5 separate regions of the Homo sapiens genome follow, and all the other regions are linked to region 1. The links are chromatin contacts, found by Hi-C or POLR2A ChIA-PET in ENCODE. All regions are on one chromosome and are shown on one strand. The core of a region is the stretch at or near the end of the contact, and the rest is flanking DNA. Distances in the headings are between cores, read along the strand shown. Region 1 has its middle 9.7 kb from the start of FXYD2. Region 2 overlaps CD3D (CD3 delta subunit of T-cell receptor complex). Region 3 holds the start of ATP5MG (ATP synthase membrane subunit g). Region 4 overlaps SIK3 (SIK family kinase 3). Region 5 holds the start of SIK3 (SIK family kinase 3).

The links. A loop is a pair of places that touch in the nucleus more often than their neighbours do. ChIA-PET counts read pairs that join two places held with the same protein, here RNA polymerase II (POLR2A). Pooled maps may share reads with other maps.
Region 2: a pooled map shows a loop between it and region 1 (4-fold over the local background). The contact joins two enhancer-like sites. A Hi-C loop is called at or near these places in 6 of 50 pooled maps. POLR2A ChIA-PET finds 5 or more read pairs at or near these places in 2 of 52 experiments (T-cell and activated naive CD4-positive, alpha-beta T cell).
Region 3: a pooled map shows a loop between it and region 1 (5-fold over the local background). The contact joins the promoter of ATP5MG here to the enhancer-like site in region 1. A Hi-C loop is called at or near these places in 6 of 50 pooled maps.
Region 4: a loop to region 1 is called in a map of naive thymus-derived CD4-positive, alpha-beta T cell, with 5 times the contacts of the local background. The contact joins two enhancer-like sites. A Hi-C loop is called at or near these places in 1 of 168 maps with a recorded cell type or tissue (naive thymus-derived CD4-positive, alpha-beta T cell), 1 of 37 single-sample maps with no recorded cell type and 10 of 50 pooled maps.
Region 5: a loop to region 1 is called in a pooled map, with 9 times the contacts of the local background. The contact joins the promoter of SIK3 here to the enhancer-like site in region 1. A Hi-C loop is called at or near these places in 2 of 37 single-sample maps with no recorded cell type and 7 of 50 pooled maps. POLR2A ChIA-PET finds 5 or more read pairs at or near these places in 1 of 52 experiments (OCI-LY7).

The regions. Positions count from the first base shown.
Region 1 is chr11:117,813,302-117,816,838 of GRCh38, forward strand. It overlaps a transcript of DSCAML1 not described here. Among named protein-coding and RNA genes, the nearest start is that of FXYD2, 9.7 kb to the right of the region's middle. RefSeq lists enhancers at 509-1,086, 1,876-1,955. Within about 2 kb of position 1,695, at least 12 of the 41 ENCODE cell types and tissues checked have a DNase peak (open chromatin) inside an H3K27ac peak, as active enhancers do.
Region 2 is chr11:118,336,776-118,340,098 of GRCh38, forward strand. It overlaps CD3D (CD3 delta subunit of T-cell receptor complex), which reads right to left. Exons shown (of 5, transcript NM_000732.6): 3 at 3,000-3,131; 4 at 2,676-2,719; 5 at 2,300-2,452. The coding sequence ends at 2,387. Among named protein-coding and RNA genes, the nearest start is that of CD3D, 4.3 kb to the right of the region's middle. RefSeq lists an enhancer at 1,845-1,994. Within about 2 kb of position 1,981, at least 7 of the 41 ENCODE cell types and tissues checked have a DNase peak (open chromatin) inside an H3K27ac peak, as active enhancers do.
Region 3 is chr11:118,400,074-118,403,633 of GRCh38, forward strand. ATP5MG (ATP synthase membrane subunit g) reads left to right here and starts at 1,533. Exons shown (of 3, transcript NM_006476.5): 1 at 1,533-1,644. The coding sequence starts at 1,593. The region is part of intron 3 of LOC100131626 (a long non-coding RNA gene); the gene reads right to left. RefSeq lists enhancers at 1,194-1,273, 1,394-2,257, 2,716-3,306.
Region 4 is chr11:116,852,150-116,855,548 of GRCh38, forward strand. The region is part of intron 21 of SIK3 (SIK family kinase 3); the gene reads right to left. It also overlaps APOA1-AS. Among named protein-coding and RNA genes, the nearest start is that of APOA1, 16 kb to the left of the region's middle. RefSeq lists a silencer at 810-879. Within about 2 kb of position 1,487, at least 14 of the 41 ENCODE cell types and tissues checked have a DNase peak (open chromatin) inside an H3K27ac peak, as active enhancers do.
Region 5 is chr11:117,096,909-117,100,518 of GRCh38, forward strand. SIK3 (SIK family kinase 3) reads right to left here and starts at 1,520. Exons shown (of 25, transcript NM_001366686.3): 1 at 1,235-1,520. The coding sequence starts at 1,507. RefSeq lists an enhancer at 28-77 and silencers at 1,399-1,448, 1,529-1,708.

The sequences.
Region 1 (3,537 bases), core at 445-2,944:
AACTTCGACTGTGCCCCAAAAAACTTGTCATCCCTACTATCTTCTGTCTAGTCATACTCCTATTCACCGTTCTCAACTACTCATACATGCCCTGCTCTTGTTTACACTGCCGGTTTATACTGTTTCTCCAAGCCATCACAGCTGATATCTCCTCGTGCTATCTCCAAATTGCCACTCTTAACTCTTGAAGTAAATAAATAATCTTTGCTGGCAGGACTATGCTGAATCTCCATAGGCACTCTCTAATTAAATGTCCTAGGTCCTCCCAATTCTTAGACCTTTTATACCTGTTTTTCTCCTTCTCTTATTCCATTTAGTTTTTCAATTCATACAAAACCGTATCCAGGCCATCACCAATCATTCTACATGACAAATGTTTCTTCTAACAACCCCACAATATCACCCCTTACCACAAGACCTCCCTTCAGCTTAATCTCTCCCACTCTAGGTTCCCACGCCACCCCTAATCCCGCTTGAAGCAGCCCGGAGAAACATCGTCCATTCTGTCTCCATACCACTCCCCCAAAATTTTCACCGCCCCAACACTTCAACACTATTTTGTTTTATTTTTCTTATTAATATATGAAGGCAGGAATGTCAGGCCTCTGAGCCCAAGCCAAGCCATCGCATCCCCTGTGACTTGCACCTATACGCCCAGATGGCTTGAAGTAACTGAAGAATCACAAAAGAAGTGAAAAGGCCCTGCCCCGCCTTAACTGATGACATTCCACCATTGTGATTTGTTTCTGCCCCACCTTAACTGAGTGATTAACCCTGTGAATTTCCTTCTCCTGGCTCAGAAGCTCCCCCACTGAGCACCTTGTGACCCCCCTTCCCTGCCCACCAGAGAACAACCCCCTTTGACTGTAATTTTCCATTATCTTCCCAAATCCTATAAAACGGCCCCACCCCTATCTCCCTTCGCTGACTCTCTTTTTGGACTCAGCCCGCCTGCACCCAGGTGAAATAAACAGCCATGTTGCTCACACAAAGCCTGTTTGGTGGTTCTCTTCACACGGATGCGCATGAAACTTAGTTCATAATTGGCTAAGCCAGGGCTCAAATCCAGGTCTGCTGATTCCAAAGCCTGTGACCTTAGCTGTGAGGCCAAGGAAGAAGGGATCACGCACACCTCTGACCACCCCAGCTGCCTACCCTGACCCCACAACTTCCTTGCTCCTGGAGGCATGGAGCAGGGACAGGGGTGGTCCACCTGGTTGGTAATCAATCACTCATTCATTCCTCTACTCAACCAGTCACGTGTGCACTCAGTAAACATGTATGGAGGGTGCACTAAGTGCCCAAAGGGGGGTGAGGCACTGGGATCGGTGGGTGAACTTTCAGATGCAATCCCTCCCTCATGTAGCTTATAAGCAGTGGGGCCTCAGATGTGAAGGCAAAGCTCAGAATTCAGGGGATTCAGGGTCCCCTGGCAGGTGCCCAGGGTGCTAGAGAGAGCAGGTCAGGAACACTCTTGAACAGCGGAGGCCCAGCCTGGCTCGTCCCCCTCCTGCCCCCTGGGGCGGGTGTCTGCGGCCTCCAGGCTACTCCTGGATGATTTTATTAGCTGTGTTGGGAGCATATGGTCCTCGGACATGAGACCTGAAGTAGTATTTACTGGAGAGCCGAGGACACCGGGTTCCCGTGTGGGCTGGGTTTGGCACGCACTCGGTTACTGATTGATAGGCCATTCAGGAAACAAAGACCACAAGAGAATTCAGCATGCTCCTGGCTCGGGGCCAAGCCAGCCTCATCTCCTTTGCTTTGTCAAGTGTGTCTTTTTGTCTGCCTTCATCACTTGCTGGGCGCCTCTGTGTTCACTGCCGGGAGGAAGCCAAGTGTGTATTTGCAGGGGCTGTGGGGGTGTATCCAGCTTTTCTCTAAGAACAGCTATCCAAGGGGCGGGAGGGAACAAGGGGGTCAGCCACAGCTCTCCCCTTACCCCTTCCCCTGAAAAGTCACAGCTCCTTGACGTGTGAGCTGAAGCTTGGGACTTTTGTCTTGTGTCTGTTTTTTCCAAAGCCAAGTCCAGAGACAGACCAGGGCCTTCCCAAGGTCACACAGCAAGCCAAGGGCAGAGCTGGCAGTGAAACCAATTTTCCACCTTCCACGGTGTGGTCTGCACTGAGCTGCAGGCAGGGCTTCCGGGGCCACAAATTGCTTCCCCAGCTCAGAACATTGCCCTCTTCTCCCCTCCCTGCTGCCCTGCTCACCAGGGGGAATTCCTCTCAGTGACACCAAAGAAGCCCTTTGGGGAAGTGACAGTGAGCATTTCTTGAAAAGGGAACCAAGTTTAGACATCTAGAGACAGTAGCAGCCGCGGTGACTGGCGGCCTCCTGGGGCTGAGGAACTTCGGGGTGTCACTCAGGGTGACAGCAGGTAGCCCAGCAAGCCCATAGGAGCAGGACAGGCCAGGCTGGGCCTCCACTGTTCCAGGACTGTTCCTGACCTGGTGTCACCTGCACCCTGTGAAGGGAAGCTCAGAATTCAGGGAGACTCAGGGTCCCCTGGCAGGTGCTCTGCCCTGGTCTCCCGCCCTGCCAGGGGACCCTAAGTCTCCCTAAATTCTGAGCTTGCCTTCACATCTGAGGCCCCACTGCCTACAAACTGAAAATGAAATCTGCCAAAACGGGTTGGGGAGCTGCCACTCCTGAACATAGCTCGTCCCAGTCCCTTCTAGGCATGAGGTCCCTCCACACCTGGGGGAGACCCTCCCCCAATCTCCCAATGCCACCTTCTTTGCCCCTCCAGTGTCAGGTTGAAGCTCTGGGAATGAACGTTTGAAGTTCTAAACAGGATTTCTTCCCAAGTCCTCAGTCACTCAACGGCAAACTATGAAGTGTCCCCAGCCTGTGAGGCTCCTCCTGCAGCCAAAACTGGGAGGGGGCACTGAGTCTGGGCCCAGGCTTTCTTCCAAGGCTAGGACACTCGGGCCCTTCCGTGGCTCTCCCAGTGCAGCCCTGGGCTCAGCACTGCCCTCCCAATGTCCCGGAAGGAGGCCGCTGTGGCCCTGGCTCCGAGGCCCAGGCCCAATCCATCTTCCCAGCCAGTGACTCGCTCTGACAACAGGGCCGAGCTGCCGTGGCATTTGCCTCTGATCTCCGCTGGCCAGGCATTTGTCAGGCAGCCTGCTAGGAATGAAGAATGGGCGCTTGGTGAGGCACAGATTACCCGCCCCAGAGGCCCCTGATGAATTGCAGTTCAGAGCTCAGCTGCCTGGGGCCATGGATCAACAGGGAGGCGACTAATCTCCCCCACAGCAGCCCTGCCGAGCAGAGCGGAGGGAGGGTGGAAGCCTGGAGAGTCTGGGAGGAGACGCTACACCACCCCCTGCCCTGGGCCTTTCTTCAGCACAACACCCCTCACGCCCTCCACTCCCACCCGTCTGTCCAGGGAGCCCACTTCCTTCACTAGACGCAGCGCCAGTGGAGACGCTCAGTTCTTTGGGGGCACCCCTTCCTTGCTCCCTGTACAAGAGAGAGAGTTCGGAATTGCTGGGGGGGTGGGGTGGAGATTTCTCCTGATGCCCCAAAGCA
Region 2 (3,323 bases), core at 731-3,230, 520 kb after region 1:
TTTTTAAAGGTCCCAGAAGATTCCAATGTGCAGCCAATGTTGAGAACTGGGGAATGAGGGATGTAAATGAATCCGAGGAATACAAGGTATTATGAATGTGTGGAACGCGAGAAGGATCCAAAGTTTTGGTTAGATACAAGCCATGGAAGGGATGCCCAAGGTAGAGAATCCAGTGGGAAAGCAGGATCTTGGGTTAGGACGACTGCAGGAGTAGGGATAAAAAGGATAGGGATAACTCAGAACTATGAATGAAACATGTGAATTAGACATTTGTTCTGTCTCTCATGAAATTAGGGTCTGAATGTATCTTGAGAAGATGGTGGGCAGAATCATCCAATTTTCTGGCTATGTGGTTACTAATTCTTTTCTCCTTTGGGAACCCAGGTCTATGAAATTCTCAGTCATTAAACTTTCCAGAGGCTCTTTAAATTATTTGTGTAATCAGAGAACAAAAGAAGGAATCCCCTGCTCTGGGATCCAGGAACAGGCATAAAAGACATAAGAGAGAAAGTGGCCTCTATTCTCCCTCTAAACAAGAGACTCTGAATTTGGGCTGTTTCAGAATCAACTGGAAACACCCTGCCTAGAGTGCGTCTCTAGCACTTTTATTTTATTTTATTTTATTTTATTTTATTTTATTTTGAGACCAAGTCTCGCTCTGTCACCAGGCTGGAGTGCGGTGGCGCAATCTTGACTCACTGCAACCTCCGCCTCCCGGGTTCAAGCAATTCTCCTGCCTCAGCCTCCCGAGTAGCTGGGATTACAGGCGTGCACCACCATGCCCAGCTAATTTTTGTATTTTTAGTAGAAACGGGGTTTCACCATGTTGGCCAGGATGATCTCAATCTCCTGATCTTGTGATCTGCCCGCCTAAACCTCCCAAAGTGCTGGGATTACAGGTGTGAGCCACCATGCCTGGCTGCATTTATATTTTTAATAAATCCCTCAGGCCTCCAAAGTTTCAGAACCATAGCTATTTTTTTTTTAAGATAGGGTCTCACTCTGTAGCCCAGGCTGGAGTGCAGTGGCACAATCATAACTCACTGCAGCCTCCAATTCCCAGCCTCATGCAATCCTCCCACCTCAGCCTCCCAAATAGCTAGGACTACAGGTGCCCACCACTGCACTGAGCTGATTTTGTTTTTTTTTTTGGTCGAGACGGGATGTTGCTATGTTGCCCAGGCTGGTTTTGAACTCCTAGGCTCAAGTGATCCTCTTGCCTCTGCCTCCTAAAGTGCTGGGATTACATGCATGAGCCATTGTGCCCAGCCTAGAACCACTACCATTAGAAGTAATAGAAGATGACATCTATTGAAAATATCCCTGTCTCAGCCAGGTGCAGTGGCTCATGCCTCTAATCCCAGCACTTTTGGAGGCTGAGTGAGTGGATCATTTGAGGTCAAGAGTTCGAGACCAGCCTGGCCAACATGATGAAACCCTGTCTCTACTAAAAATACAAAAATTAGCTGAACTTGGTGACACATGCTTGCAATCCCAGCTACTCAGGAGGCTGAGGCAGGAGAATCACTTGACTCCAGGAGACAGAGGTTGCAGTAAGCCAAGATCATGCCACAGCACTCCAGCCTGAGCAACAGAGCAAGACTCCATCTCAAAAAAAAAAAAAATCCCTGTCTCAAACTCCTGCTTTCCAGGTAGATGGAGCGGGATAATGTGCTTTAATTGGTGAAGGGTTTCTGATCCCCATTTATCATGCAGAAGGCAGGAGCAAGCCAGAGACAGGTCCTGGCGAAAGGAAGCTAAAATGGTGCCTTTGATACAGGGGAAAGGGATACGAAAGGGGCTTAGGTGAGACCTCCTTACAGCTAGTGGCACCTGGTCAGCAGGGCCGTAGAGTTGAGGCCATCCCCTTAGCAGCAGTGGGACTTTGTTACACACACCCTCTGAGTCTTGGTGAGAAACTAGTCCCAGGGCCCCTTGTTGTCTCTGCCACTCCCATTCATGACATCATGGAAACTTCTGTGCGGCTGGGCTCCTGAACACAGCAGCCTGCCCTCGGCTGGATGAGGCAGCCAAAACCCTAAAAGGGTTGTGATAGGGACTGGAGTCAACAAGTAGCTGTGGGAACGTGGTGGCGCAGACCCTTCACCCAGGGAGCCCTGTGGGCTAGAAACACCAGACAGCCAGGATGTGGCGAGAGACTGCCCAACACACTGTCTGTGTGAGGCAGAGGAAGGAAGGAGATGAAGGAAGAAACAGGTAGGTAGGAGGGCGAGATCCCAAGCAAGTCAGGACAACTCCCACGCCTTGCCCAGGAGCCTTAAGAAGCCCAGGCACCTGCTGAGTGAAAGAGGATATATTTATTGGCTGAGCAAGAAGGGAAGGTACAGTTGGTAATGGCTGCTTCTAGAAGCCACCAGTCTCAGGTTCACTTGTTCCGAGCCCAGTTTCCTCCAAGGTGGCTGTACTGAGCATCATCTCGATCTCGGAGGGGCTAAGAGAGGAGAAGAGAAAACGGTCAGGAGGCAGGGTTAGAACTCTTCAAGGAAGGGCCCCAGCAGGCCCTGACGATGAGAGCTCCTGCCTGACCTCTCCAGTCACACCCAGCAATGAACTCCCCAGTAGGACCCTTCCCACGTGCAAACAGCATTCAGTGTGAGCCTCTCTATCCCCACTTACCCTCCCTTCATTCCTGCCTCCTTCCCCTCAACGCTCACCTGATAGACCTGGTCATTCCTCAACAGAGCTTGTGTGTCGGCAGCTAGAAGAACCAGAGAGAGACATCAATGGCCTAGCAGATGGGACTGTGAGATCCACCCTCCCACACCCTCAGAAGTCTGCATGAGTGATATGAACACACAAGTTCTTTCAACAGTCAAAGTTCTAGGAGTCTTTAGGAGATTGCAAGAGTAACTCCCAGCTGAGACTAAACCTACCACCAGCCCCATTCCTTAGCTGGTGCATAAGCTCACTGGTACACACACACACACACACACACACACACACACAAACACACTCTCATGCTCTGCTCTTCCACTAACCCCCAGACAGCCTTCCAGTCTCATGTCCAGCAAAGCAGAAGACTCCCAAAGCAAGGAGCAGAGTGGCAATGACATCAGTGACAATGATGCCAGCCACGGTGGCTGGATCCAGCTCCACACAGCTCTGGCACACTGTGGGGGAAGGGAGGAGAGAGGAGAGGTTGAGAGCCTTTAAGATCAGGGAACCATCCTCTGCCTCCTAGGGCAACCCTTAGATCTCTTATGCCAAAACCCAAACTTCAATAAGACCCTGGGAGAAAGGCCTGGTGATGGGCTTGCCACACCTTCCTCCACCCTGCATCCTAAGGAATCCCTGGGAAGAGC
Region 3 (3,560 bases), core at 283-2,782, 590 kb after region 1:
CCCCTGAGTTCCACATCCCCCTTTGGTTTTCTGACTTGTAATCCTTTACAGCCATATTTCTTCACCATTCACCCTGGATTCTATCCTAATTTTTTGAAAAGGCGCTAGTTAGTTAAAGATTGCCATATTGCTAAATTAACTTTCCCATCCTTAATTTGACTTTTCTGCAGTATCTAGGGCAGCAGAATCACTCCTTCATTGAAAAGTTCTTAGTTCCTTGATTACACTTCTAATTTTTCTTTCCATCTCTCTAACCATTCCAAAAATCGGAGATTTACTTCTGCTCAGACTTCCCCAGGTTACATTACTTATAGTTCTGTTCCTCTCATCAAATGCCACTTCCCTACATACATCTTTTCCTCCTCATATTAAACTATGAAGTTTCAGCCCTCTGTAGTATACAGCTGTTCTCTTACACATCGGCTCAAGGATCTTTTCTAGGAAGTATGCTGAAATCAGCACCATGCCTAATCTGATGGAATGCCCCCTCTCTGAGTATACATTGCAACTTCAGATCTCAACTCTGCCACTTCCAAACTGTGTGGCCATTTTTCAAGCCCAGTCTCAATGGGGACAATGCCTTACAGGCTTTCTTTAAATTCCAAAATGCCTGGCATAGTGTGGGCGTTCAATACAGGTGATTTTTTCCTCACATCTGCACAGCTCCTTGTGGTTAACTAGGGAATTAGGGGAAATGGATTCCAATCGTGATACAGCACTTTGGGGAGATTGGGATTACAAAAAATCAACTTTAAAAGGGCTATGGGGCCAGGCGCGGTGATTCACGCCTGTAATCCCAGCACCAAGGCGGGTGGATCACTTGAAGCTAGGAGTTCGAGACCAGCCTGGCCAACATGGTGAAACACCGTCTCTACTAAAAGTACAAAAATTAGCCAGGCGTGGTGGCGGGCGCCTGTAGTCCCATCTACTAGGGAGACTGAGGCACAACAATCGCTGGAACCCGGGGGACAGAGGTTGCAGTGAGCCGAAGTCGTGCCACTGCACTTCAGCCTGGGCGACAGAGCGAGACTGTCTCAAATAAAAAGGGCTATGGGTTGAGCCTGGTGACAGCCTGTGTGGTGATTGCTCGGCCCCTAACTTTATATGTTTGGCCTTGGACCCTCTCTACCTCTGTACAACGATCGTGTTGGACTAGAAGAATCTCAGCGAATCCTTCTCCAGTACTGACTTCAAAGGTTCTCAGAATCGCGGCGAAAGCACCCTACGCAAAATAGCGGAGGTCGGCGCCAAGAAAAGCACTGCAGGTTCAGGGCGCATGCGCATTTCCGCTCCTTGCCGGTTTTCCGGACCTCTACGAGTGGCTGCCCCACAAAATGCCTGCTTCTCTGCGGAATCCTACTGTTCTTCACATGCTCTCTAATACCATCTTTTCATATCCACTTTCTCTTCCATGTTGAAAAATTAAATTGACAGGCTGGATTCTGCAAAGATCTTTGGACATTTAAGTATCTTCGACCGGCGCGAAAAGAGGCGGCCTGACCTTGGAAGTGGGACGGGGTCCTGCAGCGGGTCCTTCCGGCGGGTGACATTCAGCCGGCGGTTCGGGGCGACGGACTCTCCATTCCAGAACCATGGCCCAATTTGTCCGTAACCTTGTGGAGAAGACCCCGGCGCTGGTGAACGGTGAGCGCGATGTGAGACCGCCGAGGCGGGCACACGGGCGGCAGGGAGGCCTGCGATGGCCTGAGAGGAAGAAGCGGGCTGCGAAGACCCGAGGGGCCTGCGGGTGCCGGGGCGGGATGGCCTGCAGGTGGAGGGAGCAGGAAGCAGGTTGGCGACTCTTTTCTAGCCTTCCACTCGTCTGACCTGCAGATTGGGTTCTCTACACAACCTAGAAGTTCCTGAATTCTAACCACGACTGGGAAGAGAGGTAGTGTGAAGGAAGCCCGGCGTTGCCCGGCAGCTGCAACCATTACGCCCCCTGAGATCGCTAAGAGCAGGGATCTAGAGGGGATGGTTCTGTTAGGAGAGCTAAGAAAAGGAAGGGCAGAAACGTGAAAGTAAATCAATTCGGCCTCATTACATGTGGTGTTGTTCTCAGTGGAGTATTTGGAAGTCAACAGAAATGTTTAAGGATGGGTGAGCTTTTTTGAACGTTGACTTTGCTTTCTGTCCTAGACGGATTCTAAGATACTTCCGCTTTAATCCGAGGGAAATTTTAGGTGGAAATGGACTTCATGGATGAGTATCCATGCCCCGAGAAGCATAGGACGGGATCCGTATAAACAATAATCTTTGTTACGAAGCTTAGCATTCGTGGAATTTTTTCAGCTTGAAGAGCCTCACTGGTAGACCGCTGTATTTCACAACAACCCTGAATAATCACAGCCTCTGAGTACTAGTTTATTTGGCCAGTAAATATTTCAGTTGTCTTCTCAGTGGCAAGCTATTCATTTTATTCCTGAAGTGAGATAAGCTAAATTGACGTAAGTTTTTCCTAGATGTGCTGTATTCCAGTAAGTGACTGAAGGTCGGATCTCTTAACTTTTGCCTACGTTTATGAAATGTGAATAGAAAGCAGAACTTCAAAAAAAATGTAATACTTTCTAGCCTATTTTGCTGTGTTTGAGTTTGGTTTGGGTATTTTCTTTTTCTTTCTTTCTTTTTTTTTTTTTTTTTTCCTAGAAGACAGGGACTCACTCTGTCGCCCAGGCTGGAGTGCAGTGCAGATCACAGCTCACTGCAGCCTCCACCTCCTAGGCTCAAGCGATCCTCCCACCTCAGCCTCCTGAGTAGCTGGGATCACAGGCACGCACCACCACACCCAGCTAATTTTTGTATGTTTTAAGAGACGGGATTTCACCATGTTGCCCAGGCTAGTCTCTTAACTCCTGGGCTCAAGGGATCCTCCCGCCTCGGTCTCCTAAAGTGCCAGAGTTACAGGTGTGAGCCACAGCGCCAGCCGGGTAATTTATCCATTCTCTCCTCCCTTCCCTCCATCACCAGCCAAACTATGAGTTATTGAAGGCTGTCCTGCAGAACCTCACAGCCTACTAGTGAAACATTTTACACATTTTCCCAAATAATTTCATAAGCTTGCAAGAAAATCTTTTACTTTACTAAGATTGTTAAGATACCTGTCATAGAGCTCTACAATTTTATATAAATCAAAAGAGATGGCCCTGCGGCGGTAGCTTACGCCTGTAATCTCAGCACTTTGGGAGGCCAAGGCGGGCAGATCACTTGAGGGCAGGAGTTCGAGACCAGCCTGGCCAACATAGTGAAACCCCATCTCTACAAAAAATACAAAAATTAGGCAGGCTTGGTGGTGCATGTCTGTAATCGCAGCTACTTGGGAGGCTGAGGCAGGAGAATCGCTTGAACCCCGGAGGCGGAGGTTGCAGTGAGTCAGGATTGCACCACTGCATTCCAGCCTGGGCGACGAAGCGAGGCTAGGTCTCAAAAAAAAAAAATAATAATGCTGGACACTGTGGCTCACGCCTGTAATCCCAGCACTTTGGGAGGCCAAGGCAGGTGGATTACCTGAGGTCAGGAGTTAGACACCAGCCTCACTAATATGGTGAAACCTCGTCTCTACT
Region 4 (3,399 bases), core at 237-2,736, 960 kb before region 1:
CCTTCCTGCCTCTTCTGGAGGCCTCAGTGTTTTGGTTTGTTTGCTGTGTCTTTTAAGGCTCTTTTCCTTCCCTCTCTCAGACTTGTTTTTATCCCTGAGAATGGGGCCTCTGCAAACCAAAACACCCACCCTCCTTTGGGCTCTGCCTTGTCTGCTGTCTTCCCCGCCTTCAGGTCTGATGCCTGTAGGCACCAAGACAGAGCAAGCAACCACCTGACAAATCATGTAGGGGGCCTTCCTGACTCCCAGCCCAGAGCTCATCCCTCAGCCAAGCTGGAGTTGAGCACAAGGGTCATGAGCACAAGTTCTGGGGTCAGGAAGAGTTGGCCGTGAATCCTGGCTTAGCTGCTTCCTGAGGAGCAGGAGCTCGGGCAAGTTATCTTGCTTTGCTGGGTCTTAGTTATCTGTACAACTGGACTGACTCCATGGGTGTGGAGTGCTTCATAGAGGTTACTACACTGTAAAGGCTCAATAAAGTCTAGCATGATTTATATTCAGTTTAGAGATGTTATTTCTGAGTGCATAAGGACGTGCTGAGTCAGCTGACAAAAACAAACAAGGAAATTGATTTAATCACAGAACCCTGCTTGCAGAATTATGAGGGACAATATACCCATATGTAAATGAACAAATGACTCAGGGAAACTTTAATTTCCAGGAGAAGCCTCTGATTCAGGACAGACAAATGTCAGTTAAAAGCCAGATGAAAAAGAGTATTAATAGGAGTCAGGGGATACCCCAGGGCTCTGTCTGCTCAAGTTTCAGTATCATCAGTAGGTCAAAGACCTGGAAGGGCTAGCATCTTTCACTTGGCAGCTGTGCTTGGAGGGTGCAGAGTGGGCAAGGAGGCGTAAAGGAAAAAATACATGACCAGGGGATCAGAAAACTTGAAGTCAGGACCCAGCTCCCTCACCAGCAAAGTGTTGGCAAATCTTTCAGCTTCTCCTCAAGGTTCCTGATCTGAAAAATGACGGTTGTTTGGGGGCTCGAAAAGACAACACATGTGAAAGAGTCTTTAATCAACTGTAAAAGACCAAATAAGTCAAGTCTGATTTTTGGTAAGAATGCTGACCCTGAGTCTAGAAGTCCTTTGTGACACTCTATAAATAAGACCCTATCGACCATTTTGGGGGGTACAAACAGACTAACCCACTGCCCAAGGAACATGACATTCAGGATCAAATCTTTGGCAACCCTTTATGCCAATTCAGCAGCTACCAAAGTCATGGAGGAAAGATGGTTCCCAAGAGCTACATGCTCGAATATTTATCAAACTAAAGCTAAGAGAGTGCAGAGGTGGGATGATCGTCCGATCACACAAGGGGAAAAGTGCACAAATGGACACAATGCACGCCACCCACCTTCCCGGGGAACTTTGGGGCAACCTGCACAATTCTCTATTGAATCTGTCAATGTTGACTCGTCCTGACTCACTTACTGGGTTTTGAGAGAAAATGGGAGCAATAACGTGACTGCATACTCCCCTTAAAGGTTCTGGGGTAACCCCTCCCACTCTGTCAGCATTTTACTGCTCTATGAGGCCTGAGTAATAAAGCTGAGGCTGACTGAGCTCAGAGAAGAGGATGTGGTTTTCTTTGTGAGTTCCAGTTGGTAATCTCATGGTGTAGATTGGTTATGCTGCTGTGTTTATTTGCAAAGTCAAAAAGATCAAGTGTGTGTACCACTATAGAAGAAAGACAAACCTTGTTTTTCCTTCTAGGGTGGCAGGCAGGGAGATTACGGACAGCATGGGGCATGTGAAATCCTGACACTTCTACAAATTGGGAAGAAACCTTTGGCATGCTGCCTGCTTAGTGCTCTCACAGTGCCTGGCCTCATACTGGCTGGTGGCAAATCGCCATCAAGGAAATAGGTAACCATGGACACTGATATGATGGCATCTAATTTTCCTTTACTAATACCAATATGGCTGGGTGTGGTGGCTCATGCCTGTAATACCAGCATTTTGGGAGGCCAAGAAGGGAGGATTGTTTGAGCCCAGGAGTTCAAGATCAGCCCCGGCGACATAGCAAGACCCCATCTATACCAAAGGAAAAAAAAAATTAGCTGGGTGTAGTGGCACGCGCCTGTAGTCCCAGCTGCTCAGGAGGTTGAGGTGGGAGGACTGCTTGAGCCCAGGAGGTCGAGGCTGCAGTGAACCGTGGTTGCACCACTGCACTCTAGCCTAGGTGACAGAGCAAGACCCTGACTCAAAAAGTAACTAAATAACACCAACAATCCCTGTTCATCTACCCTTAAGAAATGCTAAGAAGATCACACTAGCTCTGCTCTTCTCAGTGATACTTCTTGCAGCACTCAGTACCTAGCACTTCATAGCAAAGCTGTTTATGAGCTTGTTTTACATCCCCTAGTAGAGTAGAAGCTCCCTGAGGACAGGTTATCCTTTCATCTCTGCATTCTCACAGCACCTACAGTAGAGTCTTGTGCAACACAGTTGAGATGGAGGGACCATTAAAAGAAACAGCAGGCATTCCTTCCTGGCAAAAAGGTTGAGAAGAGTGAGCTCCCCCACTTGCCTGCAGAGTGGTGGGGGCACAGCATTATAAGCCTTTCGTGACAGAAGTGAACAGCAAATTATCTGATGATTTTTTCAGTAAAGTAAAAATGTAAGCTCTGGAGTTTTTAAAAGAAACCTGAAAGCCAGGCATGGTGGCTCATGCCTGTAATCCCAGCACTTTGTGAGGCCGAGGTGGTTGGATCACTTGAAGTCAGGAGTTCAAGACCAGCCTGGCCAACATGGTGAAACCCCGTCTCTACAAAAAAAAATTAGCCGGGTGCGGTAGTGCACACCTGTAATCCTAGCTACTTAGGAGGCTGAGGCAGGAGAATCGCTTGAACCCAGGAGGGGTAGGTTGCAGTGAGCCGAGATCGTGCCACTGCACTCCAGCATGGGTGACAGTGTGAGACTCTGCCAAAAAAAAAAAAAAAAAAAAAAAAAACTTGAGTTTTTTTCACAGTACAGCTGAATCTAGACGATGCATTTTAGAAAACCTCTGTCCTTAGCTTCTACTAATGCCTTCATGTACACTGTACTTCAAACCAGCCAAGCCTGCTGCTGTCCTTGGAAAATTCCTTGAGACAGTCTCACCCATTGTTCTTTTCTCTTGCTTCTCCTCTAGATCCAAATGGCAAACCTTCTTCATCCACCAGGACCCAACCCACAGGCTACTTATTGCTGGAAACCTACGTTGTTCCTTGGATTGAAGTAATCTCTCCCTCCTCTGGTGCGCCCACAGCACTTGCACCAACAGTGGGTACTCAACAGACTAGCGTGCCTGCCGAAGAAGGGGTCCTCTGACAATCAGGGGACAATGGGGAATTATGCTCTCCAGACTTTCTACACACACAAGTCACACAGGAAGGAAGGTAAAGAGAAAC
Region 5 (3,610 bases), core at 270-2,769, 720 kb before region 1:
TAGGAGGCGGCAGCAGCTGTAAGGGTTCTTCATTCCTCAGGCTGAGGGAAAACACAAGCTGCAGTTCTAAACATAATGAATGACTACATTAAAAGTATTCATTCAAGTAAGATATTGAGCAAAGAAAATTTTAGAGTAAAAATGGGCTTTGCGGGTTCCACCAAAACCAAAAGATTCCTCCTGATGTCTTAGATTCCAGTCCTCCCAACGAAGGCTACATGAAAGTGCTACCATATTTCCTCAAAGAATTTTACATGCATACATATATAGCTTCCTAATTGACCTTGGCCAATTTCACTCCTATAGCGCCTCAAATCCCTTTGAGAACTAAGGGCTCGATGAGTGTAATCTCCCGGTGTCTGGGTTCTTCAATCACAAGCTTCCCCCCAACCAGTAAAAGCCCACCCTGGGTTCTACAAAGCCCACAATTCCCGACCCTCCAACAACTAAAAATAACCAGCAATCAGCTCTCCCAAATTGTTTAACCCCTGACTACCTAGTGCCATCATAAACCTGGGACAGCCCCCACCCCCACCTCACTCCCCCATTCCCTGGGCCCCTTCCTGTGGACAAGCAAAGCAATTTCCCCCTTATTTCCCCATTTTCCTCATTGCCTCCTCCACTAATCGTGTCTCCTCGGGATCCCCTTCGCACCATCTATCAGTCTTAGATGATCAAATGCGGATTCCTGTCTCTGTCTTAAGGCACCAGGATCCTGGGACCTCCCAGCGCCCTGCAGACGTGCACATTCCCAGTCCGTGCCCCAGCCGTCCTGGGTCCCCTTACAAGCCCGGGTCTGCCACTTCACCCTTGTTTTTCCCCATCCTCCGGGTCCACATTTCATATGCCCCTGCCCTCATTCCCTTATGATTCCCTAGCTGCTGGTTCCAGAGTCTTCTGGGCTTACAGTCTCCCGGCCCTCGGGGAGTTCCGACCCCTTCTTTCCAATCATCCCCTTTACCCGCCTGCCCTCAGCCCCGAGGACCCCTCCCCGCGCCCGGCTCCTGGGCGCCGGTGCTCTGTGCCCTCGGCCCCCTGCTTGGAGTTCCGCCGTCTCGAGTCCCAGGTGTCCCTAGCTCCGCGCCCGCCCCGCCGCGGCTGGCTCCCTCCCGCCTCCCGGCCCCCAACGCTCCCACCACGCGCCGCGCTCGCCGCCCCGACCCCCCGGCTGGGGGGCGCGGACCTCTCCCGGCCCCGCCACGCTCCGACTGCCGCCTGGCCCCTGCGCCGGTACCTTGGCCTTGGTGACGAGGTGCGTGGCCCGCTTGACCACCGCGAAGTTGCCCTTGCCGATGGTGCGGTCGATCTCGTAGTAGCCGATACGGGCGGGCATGGGTCCGCGGGAGGCCGGGGCTGGGGGACGCGGCTGGCCGGCCGCAGGGGACACGGCAGCGGGGGCGGCTGGGGACCCCGGCGCGGGCGGAGGCAGCAGGCGGCCCGCGGGCCCGGCTCCCCCAGTCCCGGCCCCGGCAGCCCCGCCAGCTCCGCTCGCCGCCGCCGCCGCCATCTTGTTGTGCAGTGAAACCTCCGGGGCCGCGGGGAGCCGGCTCGGGGGAGGGGGCAAGGGGGGGCGGGAAAGGGGGGGCCGCGGACGTCACTCGGGGAGGCGGGGCGCTTTCGCCGACCGGCGCCCGGCTCCATGGCAACCGCGGGTCACGTGCCGACGCGCGTCACTGCCCGGAGCCATGGCAACCGTGACCTCACCGGCGGGCTCGACCTTCCCGCGTGGGCCCCGGTTCCTGAGGCGCTGGCTCCCGGGTGCCCCCCTCCGGGAGCTGGCGGTGGGAACCTTCGATGGGCCCCCAACCTCGAAGTCTCCGCCACCTTTCCCGAGTGGGGGGCGCAGGATGCCCGACCCAAAGCCAACCCCCCACCGCCGCTCGAATCGCCAATGTGACCTCTGCTGTGACCTCTGTCCCAGTTCAACGATCACCCAACCTCCCTTAACAAAAAAAAAGTGTTTCCTCATCACCAAAAATACCAGCGTTGTCCCACTTTAGCCCTTGAGGCCACAAATGCAGGAATAGCTACACTCTTGAAGCAACTGTAACCAAGTTGGTAACAACGCAGGGGAATTCTTCGGTAAAATTCCTTCCTCTTACAAAATCCAGCTCACCCTGCACAGTCAACCTAATTGTCACCGAATATAGGAGAATGGGGAAACTAGGATTTGCGTGTTCAAGGGCGGACAAGCCAGTCCAAACAGGCATTCCAGTCATTGGGTGGGTGACAGCCAAAGAAGGTACGTCATTTTCCTTCCTACCACCCCCATCTCTGAACAATTCTACAGGGATGTCTGTCAGAGTGCCTACATACTATTTCTGTTGCTTGTATAACCCTGATGAAGCAGTGGTGCGCATTGTCCAATGAACCACGTCGTGTTTAAACAACAGTCGGTTAAGCAAAATAAATAAGTAAATAATAAAAATTCCATCCTTCCTAGTGACTCTCCGAGGACATTGAGGGTCATCAAGTTAATAACTCCAGCAATTTCATATCTCTTTTTCTTCCCTTGCCTATTACCTGCATCCTTCATAGCTCCCAGGCTTCCTCCTCCTCTCTCCCCTTCCCTTTATTAAATAGATTAACTTAGCTGCTTTAGGTGAGGGTTGCAGGTAGGAAATCAGACTGTCAACAAAATAGTCTTTGGCAGGCTGGGTGGAAAGGAGGGAAGATTGTGAATATTCCAATGTTAAAATGTATTCCTTTGGACTAGTCCTGATCCATCCATATCTATGTCTCTCTCAATGGTAGAACTGTATTGTGAGGTCACTGCATGCACAGTATTAAAAACTGACACCCAGGGCACTGTAAATGTGTGGAAGGATAACTCGTGTTTACTCGCTGACCAAAGAACACCTCCTGGTGCTCCAATTCCCTATCCAACCATGAGTAATGGCTGGGACTTAAGATGGGACAGAGGGGTCATCCCACAATGGTCTTGGATCTATTCCCTGGTAGCTGTTCCAAACTGCCAACACAATTAACACTAATTGGCTCCCTTATTAGCAACTAAAGATAAGAATGAAGTGGGCCTTGGCTTCTTGCATTGGTTAAGCCCTTTCATCAGCTGAGCTCATTCCATCCCAGATAAATGATGGGGTGTGACCTGCCTCTCCTATCACTTCATGGCTCTCAGCTGCCTCTAGCAGGGACTATAACTTTGGTGCTGGGCTTCACAGCTGCAGTTTTTGGGTTTTTGTTTTTTTTTTTAGACAGAGTCTCACTCTGTCACCCAGGCTGGAGTGCAGTGGTGCAATCTCAGCTCACCACAACCTCCACCTCCCAGGTTCAAGCCATTCTCCTGCCTCAGCCTCCCGAGTAGCTGAGACTACAGGCGCACACCACCATGCCCGGCTAATTTTGTATTTTTAGTAGAGACGGGGTTTCGATATGTTGGCCAGACTGGTCTCGAACTCCTGACCTCGTGATCCCCCCGCCTCAGCCTCCCAAAGTGCTGGGATTACAGGCGTGAGCCACCGTGCCCAGCTACAGCTGCAGTTTTACCATCTCCCTGGGTGTCTCAACAGAAACCTTAGCTGGCTAGTAAAGCAAATAAAAAAATCTTTCACTGTGGAAGCTGCAGGAGCAGCACTGAAACCATTCTTAC